5 separate regions of the Mus musculus genome follow, and regions 2, 3, 4 and 5 are each linked to region 1. A link is a loop called in an ENCODE intact Hi-C map of the cell type or tissue named here. Cell type or tissue: heart. All regions are shown on one strand. Region 1 holds the start of Selenom (selenoprotein M). Region 2 has its middle 30 kb from the start of Gm39567. Region 3 overlaps 8430429K09Rik (RIKEN cDNA 8430429K09 gene). Region 4 overlaps Limk2 (LIM motif-containing protein kinase 2). Region 5 overlaps Limk2 (LIM motif-containing protein kinase 2).

Region 1 (5,000 bases):
TTGTTATTGTTGTTGCTGCTGCTGCTGTTGTTATTGTTGTTTTTGAGACAGGGTTTCTCTCTGTAGCCCTGGCTGTCCTGGAACTCACTCTGTAGACCAGGCTGACCTCAAACTCAGAAATCTGCCTGCCTCTGCCTCTCAAGTGCTGGGATTAAAGGTGTGTGCCACCACTGCCTGACTTGTTTCAAACTCTTAACAATCAAGCCAATGTGAAGGAGATGTAGAAGGGTCTTTCTCTGTAGCCTTGAGCTTGAGCCAATTGTCTTGCCTCTGCCCCCCGAGTGTTGTGATTACAAGTGTGAACCATCATACACAGCTAAAATCCTCTATGTGTGTGTGTGCATGTATGCATGAATATATGTATCTATGTATTATGTGTGTGGTATTTTAGGTTTGTTTTATGTGTACTGATGTTTTGTCTGTCTGTATGTTTGTGTACAGTGCTCACAGAAGCCAGAAGAGGGCATCTTATAGTGCATCTCTTGGAACCTGACTTAGATAGAGGTGGTTGTGGGCCACCATGTGGATGCTGGGAATTGTACCGTAGAAGAACATAAAGCCATGCTTTTAATGCCAGAGCTGCCTCTCTAGCCCGTGTGTGTGTGTGTGTGTGTGTGTGTGTGTGTGTTATTTTTGAGTTGGGTTCTCATAGGTTTAGGCTGGTCTTAAACTCACTATGAAACGGAAGATTACTTTTTAAATTTTTTATTTGTGTTTTATGTCTGTACTGGCTAGTTTTGTGTCAACCTGACACAGGCTGGAGTTATCACAGAGAAAGGAGCTTCAGTTGAGGAAATGCATTCACGAGATCCAGCTGTAAGGCATTTTCTCAATTAGTGATCAAGGGGGAAAGGCCCCTTGTGGGTGGGACCATCTCCCATCTCTGGGCTGGTAGACTTGGGTTCTATAAGAGAGCAGGCTGAGCAAGCCAGGGGAAGCAAGCCAGTAAGTAGCATCCCTCCATGGCCTCTGCATCAGCTCCTGCTTCCTGACCTGCTTGAGTTCCAGTCCTGACTTCCTTTGGTGATGAACAGTAGTATGGAAGTGTAAGCCGAATAAACCCTTTCCTCGCCAACTTGCTTCTTGGTCATGTTTGTGCAGGAATAGAAGCCCTGACTAAGACAATGTCCATGGAGATTTTGCTTGCAAGCATGTCTGAACAGTACATGCATTCCCCCGGTGCTTGTAGAGGCCAGGAGAAGGCATCAGATTCCCTAGAATGAGAACTACAGACAGTTGTTAGCTTCCATGTGGGTGCTAAGAATCAAACGTGGGCCCCCTGGAAGAACAACCGGTCCTCTTAACTGCTGAGCCATCTTTCCAGCCCCTCTGAGGATGGCTTTGAATTCTGATCCTCGTGCCCTGTCTCTTAAGGGCCAGGATTACAGGCTTGTATTATCATGGCTGGCTTTTCACACTGGTGTAGGAATCCAGACTCAGTCTTCATGCTTATACAACAATTGATTCTACATGTTAAGTTATCTCACCAATATTTTTATATTTGTTTATTTATTCATTTGTGTGTGTCTGTCTGTCTGTCTGTGAGTGCTTGATATTAGAAACATGCGACGGTCAGAGGACAATCTGTGGGAGTCTCTTCTTTCCTTTTGTCATGGGTTCTGGGACTTGAACTTAGGGCATCAGACTTGGCAGCAAGTGCCTATAGTCATGGAACTATCTGCTGATGGTTCTCCCCGCCCCATTTTTAATGCGCATTTTAAAAGTGGTGGAATAAGCCCAGAAAGGTAAAAATACCTTGGATCACAAGCAGCGTTGGCTCAGTGTTGACAAGGTTCTCTGAATCCTGTGGGAAAGGGCACAGCGTGTTCTTGCTGTCTGCCAGGGATTGGTTCCAGGGCACACTTCCATACCAAAACTCGAAATATGAGGATGCTCAAATCCATAGATAAAATGGCTTAGTATTTTCCTAAAGCCCGTGTGGCCTGATCTTGTACTTTCTATCATTTCTAGATAATTTATAACACCTAATACAATACAGATGCTATAAATAGTTGTAATGCTCTATTGGTTGGAATAACAACAAGAAAAGAGTCTGTACATGTTCAGTACAGAGGCAGTTTTTACTTCCTAATATTTCCAACTTGAGACTGGTTAAATCCAGGGTGACAAAAAACTGATTGTACTTGCTGTGTCTGCTGAAGGCATGAGGACATGGAGTGCCACCTGTTTCCTCCTTGGTCCAGGGAGATGATCCACAGAGGTGTTTGGGGCTCAAATCCAGATCTATGAATTGGCCTATTTTACATTTCTGAAACAGTTCCTAATCTGCAAAACGGAGTTCATTGCTGGAGGGGGCCGTTGTGATGAGGAAGGGGAAGAGCTAATAATGGAAGGTAACACAGCCAGAGTCTGTCCTAATCACCCTGCCCTCAGGAGGTTGAGTGAAGAGTATTGCTTTGAGTTCAAGGACAGTAGGAGATTGGTGTGTACCATCTCTGACCAGATACTGTTCTAATGAGATGCATTGTGTATATTAACCCTCCCAGCCTTTTCTAGGTAAAAAAGGATAGGTAGTATTCCTTTGTAAGAATTTATATTTATTATTATTATTATATGTGTGTGTGCACCGCGTGTGCCTGTACAGGCACGGACATGCCATGGTGAGCGGTTGGGGACGCCTGTGGAGGACAGAGCACAACTTGTGGGAATTGCTGTTTTTCTTTCACTTTTTTTTAGGTTTCAGGGATAAAACTCAGGAGTCAGGCTGTCATAACAAGCGCTTTTACCCTCTGAGCTTTCTTGAGCGGGGCGTAGGTAATGGTCCTCGCTTACAACGTGTGCTTTGGGGAATTGAAGCTTTGATCGGAATTTCGTTCAAAGACATCAAAAGCGTATAAAGGAGATCTCCTAGGTTCCTGCTTCCTTATCTTAACTCTCTGACCCAGAAATCCTTGTGTCCATCTGCGAACCTCCTGCGCCCTCTGGTGACGCGAAGTAGTGCTGTCTCCTGGCATCCTGCGGGAGCGTTTCACACTTAGTGGGCAAATGCAATATGGAGATTGTGAGAACTGGGAACATGAAGTCTGGAGGACCAGAGAGTAGCTGAGACAGGGATGGGGGTTAGTGGGAGGCAACCACCCGATTTGGGTGGGATGTCAGTGGGGCTGTTTCTAGCTCTGGGGGCGTGGTTTATGGCTGGGCGGAGCTTTTGGCTTGGGCGGGGCCAGCTTGCGGGCCAGACGTGGCGCAGCGGCCGAGTTTGGGTGCAGCCTGCGGAACGTCTCCTGCCAGGCACAGATGAGCATCCTACTGTCGCCGCCGTCGCTGCTGCTGCTTCTTGCAGCCCTTGTGGCTCCAGCCACCTCCACCACCAACTACCGACCGGATTGGAACCGTCTTCGAGGCCTGGCCAGGGGGCGGGTGGAGGTGAGTGCGCCTTTTCCCAACCTTAGTACGACAGTTCCACAACCTTGCTGCCCCTTATCCCAAGAATATAGTCCGGCCTCAGGAATACCAGAATTCCCGAAACACCCCCCCCCCCTTTCCCTCCTGCACGGCCCGGGAATCATTCCTTTTATTTCCCAGCCGCATGATGAACAGCATCTACTGTGGAAGTAAGAAGTCTCGTCCTTGTGGCCTGGCACTCTGAACCCTTGCCTCTGCTCCAGGCTTGGCCCTACCGTGGGTCTCTGGCTATAATTTTTTGAAAACTGGCCCCTTAGAACCCACCTTCTCTAAGGATAACCTCACCTTTCCCCATTATTTCTCCCCCCACCCAGACTTAGTGCCTGGCATTCCAGAATCTCTTTTCTTCTGGTGGGGAGAAAAGACCTAAGCTCCTCCCCTCACTGTACTCTGCTGGAGCTGGAGGAGAGGATAGGGAAATGAGATACCAACAGTCCACAGCCACCCTGGACCACCACCACCTGCCGGCCAAAGGACTCCCCTGGAGTCTTCCTAAGTGATTCCTATGTTTGCAGACTCTTCATGGGCCTTAGCTGGTTTATTTTTAATTTAAAAAAAAATTAACAAAAGGAAGTGTAAGGGAGGCCTGAAATAGGGAGGTCTGGACTTCCTGTTGGGCTGCGGCCTCCCATCAGGAATAGAGAAGGACCATCCATACTCCCAAGTTAGGGAAGATCAGCCAGATGGTTCCTGAAGCTGAACCACAGGTGGCTGGCAGGGCTGCCTCTGCATGGGGTGGGGTAGGGACCAGATGGCAGGTGCCTCTAACAGGGCCCTTAGGGTAGTTCTGAGCTGTTCCCTTCTAGTCTGACTTTCGTCTCAAGGGCCAAAGGCCAGGGTTAGAATTCTACCGACAACAGGGAGAATGCCGTAACCCATGTCTCCTGGGCATTGGTCAGCTATCAATAACATGCAGACAGGGACCCATGGCTGGTTTCTCTCCCTCATTCTTTACCTGTGGCTCTAGGCCTGAGCTTCCCAACCTGTACAGAGGTCTTCTTGCTCACAGGACTTTACTGCCACACCTTGATGCTTCTCTTTACGCTCACTGCCTGACCCAATTCAGTGTAAAGGACGGCATAGTCTTGGCTGTATAGCTAGCCTGTGAAGGACTCCTGGTTTATTATCCCATTTCTCTCTCTCTCCAGACCTGTGGAGGATGACAGTTGAATCGCCTAAAGGAGGTGAGTTTGAAGGAAGGGAGTCCCTCTTAGGGAATAAGGAGCACTGGTCACTGACTGGGGGCCTGGTGGGAATCCCTGTACTGTGAGGCAGGAGACTGGACCTGTCTTGGTATATGACCTGACTGGGCCTCATCGTCCATGTCTATAGGGTCTGAGGCCCTGTGCTCTAATGCTATGGTTCCTCCCCAGGTGAAGGCCTTTGTCACCGAGGACATTCAACTGTAGTATCCTTTTCCTGTTGTGGGGGGAGGGGATAGGGAAGGCACCTGGGAGAAGCCTCGATATTTTTCAAAGATAGAAAATGATGTTCGTCTACCAAAGAGGCTGATATTAACTCTTCGGAGGATTCTGAGGAAGTCTAGAATTAAGGAGGGAAGAGAGCTTACTAGT
Region 2 (5,000 bases), 89 kb after region 1:
AAGATATAGCCCCCAAGAATACACACCCAGTGATTACTTTACTCAGCCAGTTTTGCCTCCTAAAGTTCCCAGAACCTCTCAAAATAATCCCATCGGTTGTGGACTGGGCTCTTAGTACATGTTCCCTGTGAGGCAGGGCTTCACGTCCCAGCTATAAGACTGATGCAGTGCTTGCCAGGGGCTCTGGTGTAAGCCTCCTTGTTTCCTTTCATTTTCCCTAATGTATGCTTTGGGAGGAAGCCTCTATGCACTGACTACACCCCTGAGGGAGCACTGCGCTCCCTTCCTTGAGATCAAGGTATTTTCAAATTTTTTTAGACTTCTCTTGGTGATCCTTCCCCGGGGCAACTATAACAAACTGGCAAGAGACCTGAAACATCAGAATTTATCCTCTGACAATTTTGGAAGCTAGAAGTCTGAAGTCAAGGCATCAGTGGTGCTGTGCTCCCTCTGGAGTTGGGGGGAGCACTCTGTCACTCTTTCCAGATAGCTGCTGTGGCCTTAGATATCCCTGGGCCTCTCTATACAACACTGGTCATCAACTCTCTATTCTAGATCCAGTTTGGTACCTTCAGAACCTTACCCTATTACACCTCCAGAGTCTTTGTGAGCGTAAACTTAGGGTAGACTGCTCATCCCTCTCTCCTCTGAGTGCTCTGTCTGTTCTCTATTCATTTACAACCGTCACTCGTAAATGAATTTATTTTAGACTTTGTCTTATAGTCCAACGCTTCTTTTCCTCACCTCTGGGACTTAGATGCAGCCTCTTGCATGCTGGGTAAGTGCTCTGTCACTGAGTTACACCTCAAGAGCTGCTGCTTGATTCTTTTGTTGTTGCTGCTAAAATTGTTTCTGTTTTTAATATTGGGAGCTTTTTTTCTGCTGGATCTTGTAATATTTTTAGTAAAATGTTTAAATTCTCTTTATTATTCTTTATCTTCAGATAGTCTTTCTGTGTAGCTCAGACTAGCCTCAAAGTTGCCATGTAACCGAAAAGGCCTTTGGATTTGGCCTCCCAAGTGCGGGATTATAGGTGTGTGCCACCATGACCAAGCTTATACATTTTAAAATGGTTTTTAAATATTTTGAAATGTATTTATTTATATTATATATATTTGTCTGTTTATTATTTATACTTATTATATATCCATTATGTATCTATTTGTGGTGAGAATTTTGGTTTCTTTAAAACCCCAGTCATGTTCTGTGCATGTTTTTGTTTTAATTCCAGGTATGGGATCTAGGGTTGCTTCAGATTGTCCACAGCCGCTGACTAGGAGTGTTTCCTGCTCTAGGAGGGCTGTGGTTTTGCAGATAGTTTATGTTTGGCATTCTGAGAGCTCTGGTGAGGGTATAAATGTGAGAGCCCCATGAAGACCTGTTGTGGCTGCTGCTCCCCCTGCTGCTGCTCCCCTGCTGTTGCTGCTGCTCCCCCTGCTGCTGCTGCTCCCCCTGCTGCTGCTCCCCTGCTGTTGCTGCTGCTCCCCCTGCTGCTGCTTCCCTGCTGTTGCTGCTGCTGCTCCCCCCTGTTGCTGCTGCTCCCCTGCTGTTGCTGCTGCTCCCCTTACTGTTGCTGCTCCCCCTGTTGCTGCTGCTGCTGCTCCCCCTACTGTTGCTGCTCCCCCTGCTGCTGCTGCTGCTCCCCTGCTGTTGCTGCTGCTCCCCCTGCTGCTGCTTCCCTGCTGTTGCTGCTGCTGCTCCCCCCTGTTGCTGCTGCTCCCCTGCTGTTGCTGCTGCTCTCCTTGCTGTTGCTGCTGCTCCCCCTACTGTTGCTGCTCCCCCTGTTGCTGCTGCTCCCCCTACTGTTGCTGCTCCCCCTGCTGCTGCTGCTCCCCTGCTGTTGCTGCTGCTCCCCTGCTGTTGCTGCTGCTCTCCCTGTGGTTGCTGCTGCCCCCCCTACTGTTGCTGCTCCCCCTGTTGCTGCTGCTGCTGCTCCCCCTGCTGCTGCTTCCCTGCTGTTGCCGCTGCTGCTCCCCCCTGTTGCTGCTGCTCCCCTGCTGTTGCTGCTGCTCTCCTTGCTGTTGCTGCTGCTCCCCCTACTGTTGCTGCTCCCCCTGTTGCTGCTCCCCCTGCTGCTGCTGCTCCCCTGCTGTTGCTGCTGCTCTCCCTGTGGTTGCTGCTGCTCCCCCTACTGTTGCTGCTCCCTCTGTTGCTGCTGCTGCTGCTCCCCCTGCTGTTGCTGCTCCCCTGCTGCTGCTGCTGTTTCCTGCTGTTGTATTGGCTGCTTTTGCTGTTTTGCTGGTTGGAGATATCGGTTGACACTCCCTTTCCCCTCTAGCCTTCTTTCTCTCAATAAAGTAGCACAAAGCATACATTTATTATTTAATTTTAAATTTTGTTTCTATGTATAGGTATTTTCTTGCATGTATGTCTGTGTACCATGTGTGTGCCTAGTGCCTTCAGAGGTCAGAATACAGCATTAGATCCCCTGGAACTGGAATTATAGGCAGTTACAAACTGCCTTGCAGATGCTGGGAATTGAACCTGGGTCTCCTACAAGATCAAGGAATGCTCTTAACCACTGAGCCATGTCCCGTTTCTTTTGAGACAGGGTCTCTTCATACCACTGGCTTGTCCTGAAACTCACTATGTAGACCAGGCTGGCTTCAAACTCACATACATCTGCCTGCCTCTGTCTCCGGAGTGCTGGGGTTAAAAGTGTGTACCACCACATCTGGCCAGCTCTCCAACTCCTCTCTGTCTTTTACAAAAGCATTTTGTTACTTTCTTGCTCTAGAAGATGCTTCAGGTTCATGTTACCTATGGCCTGCTTCAGTCTTAGAATCAGCCATTTCTCCAAAGAGAATCATGGCTTTCTGAAGAACAGTGGCAGGAACCATTAGGAATAGCACTAGAAAGTGTCGTGGTTACTGGCTTGTTGTTTGTTTGTTTTATTTAAGACAGGGTTTCTCTGTGTAGATCTAGCTGGACTGGAACTTACTCTATAAACCAGGTTGGCCTTGGACTCAGAAATCCACCTGCCTCTGCCTCATGGGCGCTGGGATTAAAGGCATGTGCCGCCACCACCCAGCTGCTGGGTTTTTTTTTTTTTAAATCTATCTCAGCATGCAAATGAAAATATGTTTTAGTAACCACTATGCATAGGTGGGTCTGAAAACATTTCTTTTTTTTTTCTTTCCATTTTTTATTAGGTATTTAGCTCATTTACATTTCCAATGCTATACCAAAAGTCCCCCATATCCACCCACCCCCACTCCCCTGCCCACCCACTCCCCCTTTTTGGCCCTGGTGTTCCCCTGTACTGGGGCATATAAAGTTTGCAAGTCCAATGGGCCTCTCTTTCCAGTGATGGCCGACTAGGCCATCTTTTGATATATATGCAGCTAGAGTCAAGAGCTCCGGGGTACTGGTTAGTTCATAATGTTGTTCCTGAAAACATTTCTGCATGTAACCATCCACACCTGTGTTGAGCTTGACCCGTGTTCATACTGGTCCATACTGATTCATCAACTCTAGTCCTTAACGCCATTCATCCTGGCCTTGTCACCTTGATAACGGAGAACCTCTACTCCAACACTAAGAACGTTCTCTCCCACCCCATGCTGCACAATTATCCCACTCCATTATACATGCATAGCAGTGTCTGTACCCACATAGGAAACAACTCCATCACCTCCAGCAACCTGCCTGTGTCCTCTAACCTCTACAGATGCTATTCACTCAGTAAATGTTTCCCCTTTGGTCAGTGCCCTGCCCTCAGCCCAGTCTCCTTCAGTGAAGTGGTTGCACATATTCATAGGAATTCTTTTTTTTTTTTAGATTTATTTATTTTATTTTATTATATGTGAGTACACTGTAGCTGTCTTCAGACACTCCAGAAGAGGGTGTCAGATCTTGTTACAGATGGTTGTGAGCCACCATGTGGTTGCAGGGATTTGAACTCAGGACCTTCGGAAGAGCGGTTGGTGCTCTTAACCACTGAGCCATCTCACCAGCCCTCATAGGAATTCTTTTGTTGCAATCTGAATCTCTTCATAGGATCCCCCAAGTTCTAAATGTTTCTTTAAAATTTTCTAAAGAGTTAATTTTAAGGTTGACTCTTCATATAGTTGTATGAGTTTTGATAAGTACAATAATTAATTTTATCTGCCATTGCTGCATCATACAGAATACTCTTACAGCTCTAAAAGTCTGCTAGGCTTCATCCCTCCGCTGGAGCTCCTGGCATCTATTAGTCATTCTAGCATCTCTGTAGTTTGTGTTTTGTTTTGTTTTGCTTTGTTTTGTTTTGTTTCATACTGGCTTTTCTTATTTAGCAATGAGATTTTTAGCTTCTTCCTTCTTATGGTTAAGTAGCTAATTTTTTATATTACTAAATATTCTTCTGTATGGCTCTTCCCTCTTTACTTCTTTGGACTCAACTAGATTGCTTCTGGGCTTTGTCAATGGCAGATGAAGCGTCTATGAACATTTGGCTACAGGTTTTAGTTAGAGGTGTTTGGCCAGGTCTGGGGGCCTGGTTTTTCGTGCTGATGTGCACCTTCATCTGTGCATAAGCAGCATCACGCACAGGCTTGTAGGCTTTTGTCTGTGATGGTCTGAGGCTTAGGCTACACTGTGAGACTGCCTTTCTGAGGTCCTCCTGCTTCTGTCTCAAAGGGTTAGGCTTATAGGTGTGCCACCATGCCTGGCTTACAGATTTTCCATATTCTTTTCTGAGGGTCACAGGAAGCTATCTTCTGGCTCAGAGACTATGTGATAGCTATTTTTGCCAACTTGATATAAGCTAGAGTCACCTAGGAAGAGAGGCACTCAATCAAGGACATCCTCTCTGTAAGATGGCCTGCAGGGACATTTTTTTAGTGATTGAGACCCTGGGAGAGCCTACCCTACTCCAGGTGGTGCCAACTCTGGGCAAATACTGCTAGGTGGTATAAGAAAATAGCCCATGTGACACAAGCCTTTAATTCAGCACTCTGAAGGCAGAGGCAGGCATATCTGTGAGTTCGAGGCCAGTCTGGTCTACAGAGTGAGTTCCA
Region 3 (5,000 bases), 58 kb before region 1:
CCAGAAGATGGAGAAAAGGTCACACCTTTTAAACTAGGCATGGAATAAAATTAGACAACTTATCAAGAAATGGAAAAGGACAGGTGGTATTGGCGGTGCACACCTTTGATCCCAGCACTTGGGAGGCAGAGGCAGGCAGATCTTTGTGAGTTCCAGGACAGCCTGATCTTCAAAGCAAGTTCAGGACAGCCAGGGCTACACAGAGAAACCCAGCTCAAAAAAACAAAAACAAAAAACAGAGAGTAGGAGGAAGGGAGGGAGAGAGAGGGAGAGAAGAGAGGAAGGAAGGGAGGGAGGTGAAAACGGGCTGGAGAGATGGTTCAGCTGTGAAGACGGGGAACCAGAGGACCCAGGTTTGATTCCAAGGAACCACACACATAGTGATTCACAACCTTACCTAACTCCAGTTTCATGGGATCTGATACCCTTTTCTGGCCTCCCTGGGTGCTGCATGAACATGTGAGTATATATGCTTCTAGACAAAACATTCATACATATAAAAAAACAAAACTACCCAAGAATGGAAGTGGGCTAGTAAGCTGAGCAAAGTCCCTAAAAAGTATCCACCATACTGGTGCATGGTCTCTTACAGCCCTTTCTCTACAAACTGACTTCCTGTCCATGTTAATCTTGATGTATCTTTTGTTGTTGCTATTGTTGTTATCTCCTGTTACATTGGATCCCAGTACAGTTTACCAGGCTGAGTCAGGACAAGACCTGAGTCCCTACCTTGTCCCTGGGGAGCTGTGCTAGCCAAAGGCAAAGCACAGTGGACTGGCTTGCTGGAGGTCCTGGGGACTCCTCAGTACCCTCTGGGGACTTCTGGCCATTCTAATCACCGAGGGACCAAAGGCAGTTAGAGTCCTGAAGCCCCTTCAGATGACTTGGGGTCGTGCTTACACTGCCAGCAGTTCCAGCTGCTAGGACCTATATCCTGATTTCCACCCGCTGACAACACAAGCTTCAGTATGTGAGTCTCTAAGTACTGTGGCCTGGCCCTCAAAAGTCCTGTCTCTGAGGGTGTAGCAAGGAGGAAGCCTTTTGCTCTGTTCTGGAATTTTTTTTTTTTTAATTTATTATATGTAAGTACACTGTAGCTGTTCTCAGATACTCCAGAAGAGGGAGTCAGGTTTCGTTACAGATGGTTGTGAGCCACCATGTGGTTGCTGGGATTTGAACTCGGGACCGTTGAGCTATCTGGCCCCTGTTCTGGAATCCTATTCTGAGCCTATTCCTGATCTGTGCTTTCTGAAATGACGTCATCACGCGAGCAGACAGCGCGGCTCCAGCTTCACATCTGTACAGTGGTTTATTTTCTCCAGCTGTCCATCCAGTCTGGAGGTCCCTTTCCCTGGAACGCGGGCTCACGAAGGCTGCTCAGTCTTCTCAGATGCATGTGGAAGTCTCTCATCCCAGATGCCACCCTAACATCACCACATAGCACCGCCGGCTTCTCCACCAAAAATCTTGTGTTTGAAGGTCACTTTTCCCTATGATGTCATAGTAACAGCCTGGAGAGAGGTGTCCCTCCGTGTATAGCTGACTCACTGGGCTTTCTCCCCTGTGCCTCCCTTATATGTTGCCATCCATCCAGATTCTTGGCACAGAATGTTAGGGACAAGCAGTCCTAAGTACTGCCATTTTGTTTTCAGATTCCATTTAATCATAGGGGAAACTATGGGAACTGGCGACTTCCCAACAGCTGAACAGCCTCTGTTAGAAGACAGTTGTCTGAGTCCAGCCATCTCAGAGACAACTTGTAAGGATACAGTTGCTTGAGTCCAGCCATCACAAGGACAGCTTCTCCATCTGGCTGGCAGAGTCAACTAAGTTCATATTCCCAGGCCTAGGAGCCAACTCCCATCCTGATTGCAGGAAGCTCCCTTGCTCAACCCCTTATGTCAAAATATAATTAGACAGTGCTCCAGCCCACCCTGCCCCTGTCATGTTATGCTTCCATCCTTTAAATATGCTGTACAACTTTCCTTCAAGGTCACAGTTCAGCTCCCAAGTCTGGTCTGTGGCCCTAATGGGTCAGTAGTGGCTTGATTACACTAAATTTGTGTCATCTGTACTGACTCGGTATTGAGTTATGTTGGATCTAAGCGGATCCCACAACAATATGAACAACGGTGGCCATTATTTTGTGCAGAGACAAATCTGTTCCTACCCACATAAATTCCTGGCTCTGCTATGGCAAAGTCCATTGCTGGTATCTTGGGAGGTTCATATTCTTTCTTTCTCTCTCTCTCTCTCTCTCTCTCTCTCTCTCTCTCTCTCTCTCTCTCTCTCTCTCTCTCTCTCTCCCACTACTCCCTACAATCCTCCCCCCACCACACTTCTTAAATTTTATCTTATGCCAAGCTGTGGGGCACACCTTTAATCTCAGCACTTCAGAGACAGAGGCAGGCAGGTCACTAAGTTTGAGTCCAGCCTGGTCTACAGAGCAAGTTCCAGGGTAGTCAGGGCTATACAAAGAAACCGTGTCTCAAAAAAAAAAAAAAAAAAAAAAAAAGCCAAACAAAACAAAAACCCAAAACAGCAACAAGAATTATACTGGTATGAGCATTTGCCTGCATGTTTAGTATGCATCACTTACATGCAGTATCCATGGAGGCCAGCAGAGGGCAGAAGATCCCCTGGGCCTGGATTACACATGGCTGTGAGTTGCCATGTGAGTGATGGAAATTGAACCCAATTCTGGGAGAAAAGGAGTGCTCTAAACTACTGAGCACCACACTCTCCTGCTTCAGGATACTCCCTCCTCTCCCAGATGCTGTGCTTGGCTCATCAGCTGCATCTTCTTTAAGACAGTAAATCTCTGAACTTTTTTTTTTTGGCAGGGAGGGCAGGATAGAAGAGAACAGCTCACCTTCCAGCCGCCAGGAACCAGCAAGAGAATCCATGAGTTTTTAGTGACATAGAGAAGCAAACAAAGGGGCCAGGGAAATGGCTCATCAATGGTGACTTCAGTCTTCAGTGGCTCTTGCTTGTAGTGCTAGGACTAGGGAAAGCAGAGAAAGGCTGATCCCCGAGTCTGCTGGCTAGCTGCTGTGAGGGCCCTGATGAAGAATAATGAAGGGCTGGTGGGATGGCTCAGCCAGCAAAGGCACTCGCTAAACAAGCCCATCGAGCTGACCTTGATGCCTGGCACTCATAATGGAAGGAGAGAAGTGACCTCTAAAAATCATCCCCTGAGCTGGCCAGTGGTGGTGCACACCTTAGATCCCAGCACTCGGAAGGCAGAGACAGGAGGATCTCTGTGAGTTCAAGGCCAGCCTGATCTACAGAGCCAGTTCCAGGACAGCCAGGGACTACACAGAGAAACTTTCCTGTCTCGAAAAACTACTAATAGTAATGCTGATGACTCCTCTAAAGAAACCCTAGTTCAATCTCTGCCTATATGAACACATGTGCTAGTGCATGTGCAGCCACACCCCGTGTTCATATATATACACACACAGAGAAAGATAGACAGACCATGATGGCCATAATCCCAGGACTTGGAAGGCTGAGGCAAGAGAACTACGAATTCAAGGCCAGCTGGGCTACAGATACTGCCTCAAAAGCTGGCTCAAGGGTTGAAAGCACTGCTTGCCCTTCCATGGGGCCTGGGTTCACCTCTCAGCATGCACATGGCAGTTCACAACCATGTGTAACTCCAGTTCCAAGGAATCTGATGCCTGCTTCAGGCTTCCATGGGCACCAGGCATGCACATGGTGCACAGCACACAGGTAGACAAAATACTTATATACACAAAAACAAGCAAAGCACACACAGGAAAGAAAGAAAAGAATAAACAAGGAGAAGAGAAACTTGCAGCCTCTCCTTTTATTAGAACGGCAAGTAGTAAATAGGATTTGGAAGGTCAGGAGTGAGGAAACGAAACAGGATACTTACACAGATGTGCCTCTCACCAATTAGTCACCACAATGCAAAACTCGTACTGTTATAATCTCTTGGTCCAGAAGAACAAATTAATCAAGGCAACCAATGTCAACATCTCCTCAATGGGTCATGCAGCGATCACAAGCCTCCTGATAAGATACAATGAGCAGGGCACACATCACTTCTGTGTGATTGCTGTGTCATTAAGTGACAGAGCTCTTCCGTAGCACTCCTGAAGTTCTGAGGCTCATCCTCTATACCACCATCACCACCACCACCCCCAAAAAACCAAAGTGCATAGCCAAATCTCAGAAGAAAACATTGGATCAACTACTACAAAATAGCTATCCAAGTGCTGAAAAAGCAGGGACTAAAGGAGACTAAAGGAACATGGCCACAAGATGTTCATGGTTTAAAGTTGCATCCTGAGCTGAGGAATGCAGAAGAGCTTTAATGAACAGTACTGAGACTAATAATAGCATTTACATATGGACGGAAGTTTAATGTTAATAAATACTGTTTCACATGGCATATATAAGGACTGTAGCTTTACTTGGCATTCAGGTTGTTTTCCCAATAGCATCTTCAGCTTATTCAACAAGTGCTTGGTAAACTGATTGCTAATGGTTGGGCCTGAGTGTGAAGGGAAAAAATAAAGTAGATAAAAGATGCTGCAAAACAAAGTGACATGGACTCGAGGACAGGCTCAAATAAAACATTAACCTGGACTTCCCAGGCACTCACAGGTGGACCTTAGCACAGCCAACACCAGGAAGGGAGTGCCACTCATGGGACCCAACATAGAGGCAGCACCGCCTGCCAAGCCCGAGCAAACTCCTGTGGTTCTCAACCTGTGGGTCGCGACCCATGTCTGCGTCAGTTGACCCTTTCACAGGGGTCACCCAAGATCATAGGGAAGCACAATTACATGACAGTTCATAGCAGCGAAACTACGGTTGTGAAGCAGGAAAAAAATAATTTTATTGCTGGGAGTCACTACAACATAAAGGGGTTTTCAGCATTAGGAAGGTTGAGAGCCACTGTTCTAACCCATCAAAGTCCATAGTTCTGGGACAGTCCAAGGCCCCCTGGGAGCATCTGCTGTTACTGT
Region 4 (5,000 bases), 170 kb before region 1:
GCCACCAATGCCTGTCCCACATTGCTGCCTGGCCCAGACATTCTAGAGGATGTGCAGTAGCTGCCACAAGGGTGCAAAGAAATTGATGGGACCCCCTTCTCTCTGCTTAGACCCAAAGTCTGAGGCAAACCAGGCTGGCATCCAGAACCCATGTACTGTTAGGCAACATGCTGAGCTTTTGACTGAGCCCACCAGCCTGGATACAGGGCTTTTAGAGGGCAGGGCCTGTTTGCAGCCCCAGTTTCTTTGGTGTTTTTGTGAGTGACTGCTTGTTGAGACAGGATGCTGAAGTGGAAACTCCCCATGCACTGATGTGGTCCCTGGGCTGTGAGCAGAGACCAGTCCTTTGTTGGATTCTGTAGGTTTTACCACATACTAAGACTCTTTAAAACCTGCTCCAAAGGGCATGGCCTGGGATGGAGGAGAAATCGCTACTGTCATTTCACATGCTTTGAAGGTTCCCCGTTTCTGTAACTCATACTACCGCTTCAAGTCCTGCACCTTGCTGAGCCAGACTCCAGAGCCCTCAGGCCAGTTCACTCCGTCATCTTGCCCAGCAGGCCCAGATCATGTTGATTAGTGTAAAGCTACAGCCTCCCAGAATCTCAATCCACAGAGGTCCCAAGTAGTCCCGAGTAACAGACTCTTGGTCTATAATCCAGGCTCTTTTATCCTCTTCACAGCTTTCAGGTGAGTGTTGGATTTACAGATAGAAACTAGGCCCCCAAAACTTGCGGAGAATTTTTTTCCCTGCACCCAAGTGCCTCCTGGGGAGGTAGTAGGGATGGCTTGTTGTGCCTCTAAGCAAGCCTTCAATCCACAGGAAACCTAGGCAGTCCTGCTCACAGCAAGGACAGCGTGCAGAGGGGGCAATGCTGGCTGTGGAATGTCCCCCTGCAGGGGGAGGGACCAGGGCTAGGGTGGCGAGTCCCGGGTTAGGCCATACTCCATGCTCACAGTGTGGTCCAGGTCTTCCAGCTCTGCTGGCAGTGGGATGGCCAGCTCCCCCAAGAACAGGGAGAGCGCCTCGAACGAGTCCTCCAGCTTTGAGAATGCCGGTCTGCAGAGAGAAGGGACACACAGACGTGAGCATCCAGAGCTGAGAACTGAACCCATGGCCCCATTCATTCCACACATTCTATTGTGGATCCACACACCGTGCCCAGATTTTCTTTAAAAACAAAACAAAACCAAACCCCACTGCTCTTCTATCTTGTCCAGCCCCCTTGCTTCTGAGCTGCCCCTGTTCCCTAATGTGGCTGTCGGAGATGTCAGGGGCTTGAGTGGTTTAGCAGTTTACTCTGGCGCTCAAGGATTCAACTGCTCATCCAGGGAAGGGCAGGGGTTGATCTAAAGCAAGCGTCTCGGGCCAGAGTGCTGTAAGGTGGGAGGAAGAGGTGAGACACCAACCTGCTTTCAGGCTCTAGTTTGCAGCAGATAGCAGCCAGGGGGAAGAAGGCTGGGGGACAGTCTGTTGGGACAAACTTCTCCCAGAAAAGCTTAACATTGAGGCCAAAGTCCAGTGTGCGGGGCAGGCAATCAGGATCCGCATATACCTGCCCAATGATCTGCAGGCAAAAAGAGGGATGGTCAGGAAGGACTACAGAGGCCAGAGACAGGAGGGAGGGTTGCTCTTATAGACAGATACGCAGGGCAGCAAAACCTCAAGTTAGAGGGGCAGCCCTGTGCCCCACCTCCCTTCCCATGCTAATCTAGACCCCTCTCTAGAGTCCGGATACTGAGGAGGGCTCAGAAGAGGCCTCCCTGCAGCAGAAGCAATGCTGGTAACTGGTACCTGAAAACTAGAAGCTTCCACTTACCCTACCCTGCCCATATCCCGTTACAGCTATGTCCTCTACCGGGTCAAGGTTCCGGGTCAAGGCTCTACAAGGGGAGGGACTGGGTTTGACTGATGTCTGAAACCCTTTGGCTGCCATCACCTTAATTTTCTATAGGTGACAGATATTCTATTGCAGTCTACTGAAGGAAGCTACTTCGTAAAAAATACTTGAATTATTCTAACCATCGTGTGTCTCTCCTGTCCCTTATAATTTTGTAAGAGTGAGAAAAGGTTCTCAATGTGTCTACGTGACTCAGGGCTTTGAGAGATACTGGGCTGGGCTGCAGCCTAACCACTGAGTTTGTGGCAAACTGTTCACTTGTAAGAGAGAAACCCAGATCTCAGGGAGGGAGGGAGGGCTCCTCGGGTATCTGAGCCCGAGCTTACCTCACAGAGAACGATCCCAAAAGAGAAGACATCCACCGTCTCATCGTAGCTCTTGCCTTGGGGAAGAGAGGGAAGCAGCTTTCAGGTGGCAGAGCCAAGAACTAGGGCTTCAGCAGCCCCAAAGGTGCCCAGGGTGGCCACTGACTGAGTGTCATAAAGAACTACACCCAGGTTCAGGATCATCTAGACTGACCATGAGCCAGGGTTAGCCAGCATCCACCAGGGGGCACCATACTTCAGCTCTTGATCTGGAGATGGAAGGCGAAGGCTAGAGAACTCGGAACAGCCTGGGCCATTTGGAGACAAAAGATCCCTAGAGCTTACCAGCCACCCAGGATGGCTTGCTGCTTTCCCAGCTGTGATTAAAAGTTTATGAGGCCTGGCCTGGCCAAGCCTGAAAGATCATCGGCCTCCTCTGAGTGCCTGTCCCTGTCACAGGCCTCCCCAGCTTACAGCACCTAATTTAAGACATGGCTTCTGTCTTCCCTCTGGCTCTTTTCCCTCCATGGATTTTGAACTTACCATTCAGCATCTCGGGGGCCATCCAGTAGGGGTTTCCCACCACAGTGTAGCGCTTTTTGCGGTCACTCTTGCGTAAGGTGCGTTTCTTGGTGGTGGCCTTCTCTACTGGAGGCCTTTTCCTCTCTTCTACTATAAGCCGTGACAGCCCAAAGTCGGCTACTACCACTGTCTTGTCCTAGTAGGACAAGGGCTAGGTCAGGACCCGGTGGGGGGGGGGGGGCTTCTCTAACCTGTCCCTGGGGTGTAGGCAAAGGCAAGAGAGGCCACCTTCAAGGGGAGTGAAGAGGAGAGGAGAGTCACACCAGAAAGTTCTCCTGGGAGGCAGTGGCTGGGCCTTTGTTGGTTTTTTCTTTCAGTCTGGTATCTGCCCACAGATTCCAAACTAAAGGGGGAGGAGCCTCAGGGAAGTGACCTGCAGAGTGCACTTCAGGTGACTTAGGATTTCTTGTCTATCTTCAGCCCTTTGTCTTGTTCCTAACAAGGACTTGTAGTTGCCAGAATAGGTTAAGAGAAAAGGTCAGGCAAAGGCAGTAAGGGAAAGGGAGGAGCTATGGGGCAGTGGTGTGAAGAGGGACTACTGTAGAGGGAAGCTGGCAGGAGACACAATGCTGGAACAACTCTAACTAAGGGCTGTCTGAGGAACCCTGGCCCCATGCTACCTATGTGGATTAAAGACCCTGCAGCCCGTCCACGTTGTAAAGTGGGATCAGCAAACTGTTTTAGGGGCCTGTTCCAAGGCAAGAGCTCTTCACAGACAAGGAATTCAGCCCCCATCCACACCCAGACTCCTGCCTGCCAGACAGGAGAGCTAATCCCTTCTAATAATAATCACCTCAAGGGCTGCTCCTGGGGAGGTGAAATTGTTCCTGCATGTGTGTATCTGAGAGCTTCCATAAGATGGGGATGGCAAAAGGCACTTGAAGGTAGCAGAAAGCCCAAAATAGATCCTATAGATGGTGTGTTTGGTCTGAAGCCAGAGGGATAGCCCCAGGCATCTCAGGCCAGCACAGTGGGACGTACCAATTTGATGAGACAGTTGTGTGAGTTCAGGTCCCGGTGGATGATGCACATGGAGTGTAAATAGGCCTGTAACAGAAGCAGGAGCCATGGAGCCTCTTGGCCCAGGCCACGCCCATCCTGCTGCCCCTCCCCCAGTCCCAGCTACTCCTGTCTTCTAGGCCAAGCCTGTTTAGCTTCCCATCCCCACCCCCAAGCCACGCTTGTGTCCTAACACCAACAGAAAACTGCCAGTTCCTGCCCAGGTTTTCCCACTGTCTCCACCTCTACTGGCCTCTGAGTCTCCCATCCTTGAGGCAATCTAAAGTGAGCACCCTCAAACACACTGCTCCCCCTGGCCCCTCCAGAGTCAGGCTTTAGCCCCTTTGGGAAAGCAATGACCTCCTGACTCACCTCCCCTGACACACCCTCCTCCTCTGCCTGTACTTCAGCCCCTCCCTCTTCCTGTCCAGCCATTTCTAAACTATTTTTACTAGACATTCCCGTGTCACTCTTAGGAGCTTACTTTCTCAGTCTTTCCTTTCCCCGTAGATGGGGAAGGTGACACTGCCCTCTTCCTAGCCCCCTGTACTACTTCACTGTTCCTAGGCCCACAGAGTTTTTCCTATAGCTGTAACCCAGCCTGGCTGCCTGCCAACCCCTCCTCAAAGGCTGTCATACCTCCCCCATGTACCCTCTTTCCTGAGACCCCTGTGTGTTGCTTCTGTTCCAGCCCCCACAGGGCCATCCCTTTGCAGAGCCATCTTCTCCTGTGCTGGCCATCGCTGCCTGCACAGCTCTGGCTCACTTTCTCTTTACAGAGCTGGGTGACCTCTGGCAAACTCCTGGCAAGCCCAGGACCCAGCCCTTCCTCTTCTACCTCACTTCTTCACTGTGAACAGAGGTTCCTGGAGGAATGAGCACAATCCTGGGTGCAGCCCCTCCCTCCGCGAAGTGACTGCTCCACACAGCAGGCACTGTGCTTCACTAGTTGTGAGGATGGCTAGACTCATTCCCACAATGCACCCAATAGGAACTTTAGTCTACTACTGGCTCATTCTTCAGCATTCACCTAAACATGTCCTCCTTCCCGCCTCACCTAGAACACATGTCCCCCTTCCCACCTCACCTAGAACACATGTCCCCCTTCCCGCCTCACCTAGAACACATGTCCCCCCTTCCCACCTCACCTAGAACACATGTCCCCCTTCCCGCCTCACCTAGAATACATGTCCTCCTTCCCGCCTCACCTAGA
Region 5 (5,000 bases), 130 kb before region 1:
ATAAAGCATGAGGCACCAAGGACACTTGTGACACAGGCAGATGTGGGATGGTGATGTCTGTCATTCTGGAAGTCTGGTTAAAGTGGGTGAGGAGCCAGTTTAAGGGAGACCATTGCAAGTCCCAATTGAGTCTAATGTATCTAGAAGATATCTGAATGACATACTAAAGTGGGCCATGGCAGTGTTTGCCTGTGAGTTCCAGCTGCTTAGGAGGCTGAGGCACAATGATTACTTGAAAACAATCTGGGCAATACTGTGAGACTCCATTTGAAAATATAAGAACGACAAAAGGGATGTGTTAGGTAGTTGGCAGGACATGCTGGGTTAGAGCTCAGAGGGGCGCTGGGGCAGGAGGCCCTCACTTCAGGGTCTGTGTGTCGTGGACAGCAGGAATCAGAGTGTTCAGGGAGAGGAGTGCACCACAGGGCCTCACCACAGGCCTGGGAGAAAAAGAAACCTGCAATGACCAAAGAGGCTGGAGGGAAACAAGAGCGTGTGTGGATGTCATAGAAGCCAAGAAGCCAAAAGTGACAAAGCCGGACGTGATGGTTTAGGCCGACAATCCTGGCACAGGAAGCTGAAGATTGTGGATGAGGTTGTGAGGAACTTTGCATGTACAACCGATTTTAACCTGCAGAGCTCTCCTTGGTGGGGATTAGCCCCTGTGATGGTTTGTATATTCTTGGACCAGGGAGTGGCACTATTTGAAGGTGTGGCCTTGTTGGAATAGGTGTGACCTGGTTAGAATGGGTGTGTCACTGTGGGTGTGGGCATAAGATCCTCACCCTAGTTGCCTGGAAGTCAGTCTTCCACTAGCAGCCTTTGAATGAAGACATAGAACTCTCAGCTCCTCCTGTGCCATGCCTGCCTGGATGCTGCCATGCTCCCACCTTGATGATACTGGGCTGAACCTCTGAACCTGTAAGCCAGCCCCAATTAAATGTTGTTTTTTTATAAGACTTGCCTTGGTCATAGTGTCTGTTCACAGCAGTAAAACCCTAACTAAGACAGCCCTTTGCATAAAGCAGGAAGCTGTGATTTAAGTCCCTTCAGCTGGACTCCAACAGTTGTCCAGGAACACTAATTCACTTTTCTGTGCCAATACCATAACCATATCCTCTATCCTCCACTACCACCACGACCACTGCCACCACTAACTAAGTAGCCCGCAACCTAAATGCCCAGGCTCAGAACTATTGCAGAGTTTTCAATTTCGTGGAATATGAACATAATCTTATAGGCTTATAGTTCATTTATGCTTCATGCTACCCTGCTACATTCAGCCTAAAGGTAACCTTATGCAATATTTTTGGTGTAGCCATCATATGAGGTTGTGTGCATGAGGCTCATGCTAGCACTCAGAGGCAGGCGAGTTAGATTCTGGATTGGAGACACACAGCCACTTGTACCCACACACTTGTACCCACATGGCCCACTTGGGAGGCCACGCAGGATGAAGGCTAGAGGAGCCTGTGAACAGACTGATCAACCAGGCTGTCCTCTCTGCTACATCATTAAGAGCACGTATCACAGGAGCCAGAATGAATGGAGGTCAGACTGCAGTGCAGAGTCAGGGATGTTGGGTTCTGCTGTCCCTGGCTTTCTGGGTCAGTTATGGAACTGGGCTAGAACGTTACCTCTGCATCCCCAGTAGGGCCTAATCTCAGCGCCTTCACCAGCAGAGGACTCATGGAGTCAAGCAGTGACACTGGATATGAGAAGCAAGCACTGTGCCTCTGCACTATACCCACTGTGGAATTTTCAGAGTGCTTTTTTATTATTTTTATTTTTGGAAATGGGTCTCACTACATATACCTGACTGGACTGGATATGTAGATCACGCTGGCTTCTGCCCCCTGAATGCCAGGATTAAAGGCATGTGCCACCCCCACGATCTCTTCATTCAGTCATCCTTAGTTACCTAGAAAGTTCGAGGTATGCTGCGTCTGGTGTTGCGTACCTTTAATCTCAGCACTCTAGTGGCAGAGGAAGACCAATCTGTGAGCTCAAAGATAGCTGCCCCGCCCCCTCCCTCCACCTCTTCCCTTCTGCCTGCCTAAAGTCTACAAGCAAAGCAAAGTGCAAGGTTAAAGCACACTGAGGTCACATGCTGCCACATCCCAGAGTTTCCAACGGGAAGAGGTGTCTGTCCTTCCTCTCTGTCAGGCAGGCCCCAGTCAGCATTCAACAGCCAGCTTCAGTGGCTCGCCTGTTTGTGGTTTCCTCAGAGATAAACTGGATAAACAATCTTTTTCCTGAGACATCACAGGCAGTTCAGGCCTGGGCCAGCACCAGCAGTGACCAGCAGAGGGCAGAGTGGCTCCACAGCCTGCCAGCAGGAACCTAAGGCATGGAGTTGACAGCGCTCTTGCACTGGGGATGGCAAGAAGACTTCAAGGTTATCTGACACTAGCAAGTGCATGGCTCACGTTGCAGAAGCAGAAATGGGGTTAAATGACACGCCCATAATACAGGACAGCATGCCAAGACTCACAACCACAGGAGCCTGGGTTCAGATTTAGCTGGCTCTGCAATGTTAGTAGGTAACTCTCACTTCTCTAGCTTTATTGTTATTTACATCTGTGTGTCTGTTTATTTTGAAGCAGGGTCTCTCGCTTGGCAGCCATAAATCCATGATCCCACTGCCTTGGTGCTCAGACTACAGGCAGAAGCACCATACCTGGCTTGGTTCTGGCATGTGCTTTTGAGACAAGGTCTTACTGTATAGCCTAGGCTGGCCTCAGGTTCACATCACCCTGATGCAGCCTCTCAAAGTGTTAAATTACAGGTGCCTATGAAAAATCCTGGATGCTTATTTTGAAGTAGGTAAAACAAGTAACTCATTTACTGAGTTATCTTCAAGAGTAAATAAGCGACTGCTTGTAAAACAGTAAGGACCGTATCTGGCATGTTTGTAGTTCCCAGAACTGTAACTAGGATACCACACCTAGATGGGAACAATTAATATGGCTTGGCACTTCCGAGGTACCCGTTGCCAGTAGATTGTTATCCTACAGCTTCTGATTCTCTGTTTGCTGCACCCTGCTGGACTCACAAATGGAGCAGACACAGTGTGCGCCTGATGGGACCATCTTCCACTGGCATTTGCCTTACCCCAGAGGACAGACACTGACAAAGGCTTCTTATAAGATACAGCTCAGTCTGTGCTTATCACCCTGAGAAAGGAGGCCAGACAGTCACCAGTGCCCTAGAGGTGGTAGGTTCCCTTTGTTAAGGGAGCTAGGGGCCAGATCCCACAATAGCAGTTCCCTTCAGGGCTGTGGAAGACTGACAGGCAGTTTCTCCTTCTTCTAGGACCCCCGCTTAAAAGGCTAAACTTCCCCATAAAAGGCAACCACTAGCTGGAAAGAGCACTGACTGCTCTTCCAGAGGTCCTGAGTTCAATTCCCAGCACCCACATGGTGGCTTATAACCATCTGCAATGGGATCCAATGCCCTCTTCTGGTGTGTCTGAAGACTGCATACACACACACACACACACACACACACACACACACACACATATATATATAAAATAAGTAAATCTTTAAAAAAGGAGGAGGAGAAGGAGGGGAAGAGGAGAAAGAGGAGGAGGGGGAGGAGGAGGAAGCAGAAGTAGCAGCCACTGGGAAACAAGAAGTCAGGTTGTGGTGATACATCCTGACAACCAGCTACTCCAGAGGCTTACACAGCAGGGTCTCAAACTTGAGATTAGCCTGAGAAGCGCATAGCTTGGACAACTTGGTCTCAAGATAGAATTCTATAAGGACCAGAGTCTCAGCTCAGTGGTAGAACAAACACCTTGCCCAGTATGTGAGGCCCTGGGTCCAATCCCCAACAATGTAAACAACAAAATCCTCGAGAGGCTAGATGAGGTTAGGATATGCACATCTGTAGTCCCAAAGCTAAGGATACTGGAAGGATTCTGAGGCTAGCCTGAGTTACACTGCAAAACTCTACCTCAAAATTTTAAAAGGACTAGAGTGTAGCTCAGTTGGCAGAATGCTTGCATTCTATGCAGCAAAACTCTTGCTCAATCAGCACAGCATAAGCTAGGCCTGGTGGCACACACCTATAGTCCCAGCACTCATGTAAGGGGAGGCAAAGAGGATCAGAAAAGTTCAGGCTCGTCCTCAGCTACATGCACAAGTTCAAAGCCAGCTGGGATATGAGAAGGTATTAAAAAGAAGGGAAGAGGGCTGGAGAGATGGCTCAGTGAGTAAGAGCACTGATTGCTCTTCCAGAGGTCCTGAGTTCAATTCCCAGCAACCAAATGGTGGCTCACAACCACCTGTAATGGGATCTGATGCCCTCTTCTGGTGTGTCTGAAGACAGCTACAGTGTACTCACATACGTTAAATAAATAAATCTTATATTAAAAATAAAAAAAAAAAAAGAAGAAGGGGAGGGAAAAAAAAGAAGGGGAGGGAAGGGGAACAAGACAGACAGATGGGACAGTAGGGCCACCATTCACAGTTCCACAGGCTAACTTCAGCTGTGTTGAACATGTGCTCTGTCTGATTCCACTCTTGACCCCAGGAGGGGCCTAGGCCAGGAGCTTCAGAGAACAGCTCCAGATTTAGATTCAATTTAGATGAAAAGAAAAGCAGGCCAAAGCCAGGCAGTGGTGTCGCACGCCTTTAGTTCTAGCACTTGGGAAGCAGAGGCAGTCAGATCTCTGAATTCGAGGCCAGCCTGGTCTACAAAGTGAGTCTAGGACAGCCAGGGCTTGTTACACTGAGAAACTCTGTCTTGAAAGAAAAAAGAAAAAAGAAAAAAAGGAAAAAAGGAAAGAGAGAAAGAAAGGAAGGAAGGAAGGAAGGAAGGAAGGAAGGAAGGAAGGAAGGAAGGGAAAAAAAAGAAATTAAAAAAAACAAAAAAACAAAAACAAAGAATAAAAAAAAGATGAAAGAAAGAAAAAGAGAGAGAGAGAGAGAAAGGGAGAAAAGAAAGGGAAAGCAGGCCAGAGGCACACAGTTTAAACGGGACCTGTGGGAAGG

Evidence for each region. A loop is a pair of places that touch in the nucleus more often than their neighbours do. Peaks named below come from ENCODE experiments on the same cell type or tissue, not always from the same donor. Only the 100,000 strongest peaks of a DNase experiment are listed, where the experiment ranks them.
Region 2: a loop joins it to region 1, with 2.2 times the contacts of the local background. A loop is called at or near these places in 2 of 42 quality-filtered maps.
Region 3: it touches region 1 in a loop (2.4-fold over the local background); 4 of 42 quality-filtered maps call a loop at or near these places.
Region 4: it touches region 1 in a loop (2.8-fold over the local background); 5 of 42 quality-filtered maps call a loop at or near these places.
Region 5: a loop joins it to region 1, with 8 times the contacts of the local background. A loop is called at or near these places in 14 of 42 quality-filtered maps.

Annotation. Positions count from the first base shown.
Region 1 is chr11:3,511,687-3,516,686 of GRCm38, forward strand. It overlaps Selenom (selenoprotein M), which reads left to right and starts at 2,998. Exons shown (of 5, transcript NM_053267.3): 1 at 2,998-3,387; 2 at 4,575-4,610; 3 at 4,800-4,834. The coding sequence starts at 3,259. In heart, a CTCF peak has its summit at 2,957 (motif pointing left); DNase peaks (open chromatin) are centred at 3,135, 4,385 and 4,660; H3K4me3 peaks cover 1,917 bases; H3K27ac peaks cover 1,532 bases.
Region 2 is chr11:3,600,734-3,605,733 of GRCm38, forward strand. No RefSeq gene overlaps it. Among named protein-coding and RNA genes, the nearest start is that of Gm39567, 30 kb to the left of the region's middle. In heart, CTCF peaks have their summits at 1,362 and 2,209 (motif pointing left); DNase peaks (open chromatin) are centred at 1,418 and 2,138.
Region 3 is chr11:3,453,920-3,458,919 of GRCm38, forward strand. All of the region lies in intron 1 of 8430429K09Rik (RIKEN cDNA 8430429K09 gene), which reads left to right. Among named protein-coding and RNA genes, the nearest start is that of Rnf185, 3.5 kb to the left of the region's middle. In heart, a CTCF peak has its summit at 2,625 (motif pointing right); a DNase peak (open chromatin) is centred at 2,632.
Region 4 is chr11:3,344,825-3,349,824 of GRCm38, forward strand. It overlaps Limk2 (LIM motif-containing protein kinase 2), which reads right to left. Exons shown (of 16, transcript NM_010718.4): 12 at 3,770-3,835; 13 at 2,750-2,924; 14 at 2,228-2,283; 15 at 1,411-1,568; 16 at 1-1,060. The coding sequence ends at 916. Among named protein-coding and RNA genes, the nearest start is that of Gm12592, 16 kb to the left of the region's middle. In heart, a CTCF peak has its summit at 2,449 (motif pointing right); DNase peaks (open chromatin) are centred at 327, 1,727, 2,457 and 3,897; H3K4me3 peaks cover 779 bases; H3K27ac peaks cover 2,378 bases.
Region 5 is chr11:3,384,948-3,389,947 of GRCm38, forward strand. All of the region lies in intron 2 of Limk2 (LIM motif-containing protein kinase 2), which reads right to left. Among named protein-coding and RNA genes, the nearest start is that of Gm51879, 13 kb to the right of the region's middle. In heart, a CTCF peak has its summit at 2,298 (motif pointing right); a DNase peak (open chromatin) is centred at 2,314; H3K27ac peaks cover 989 bases.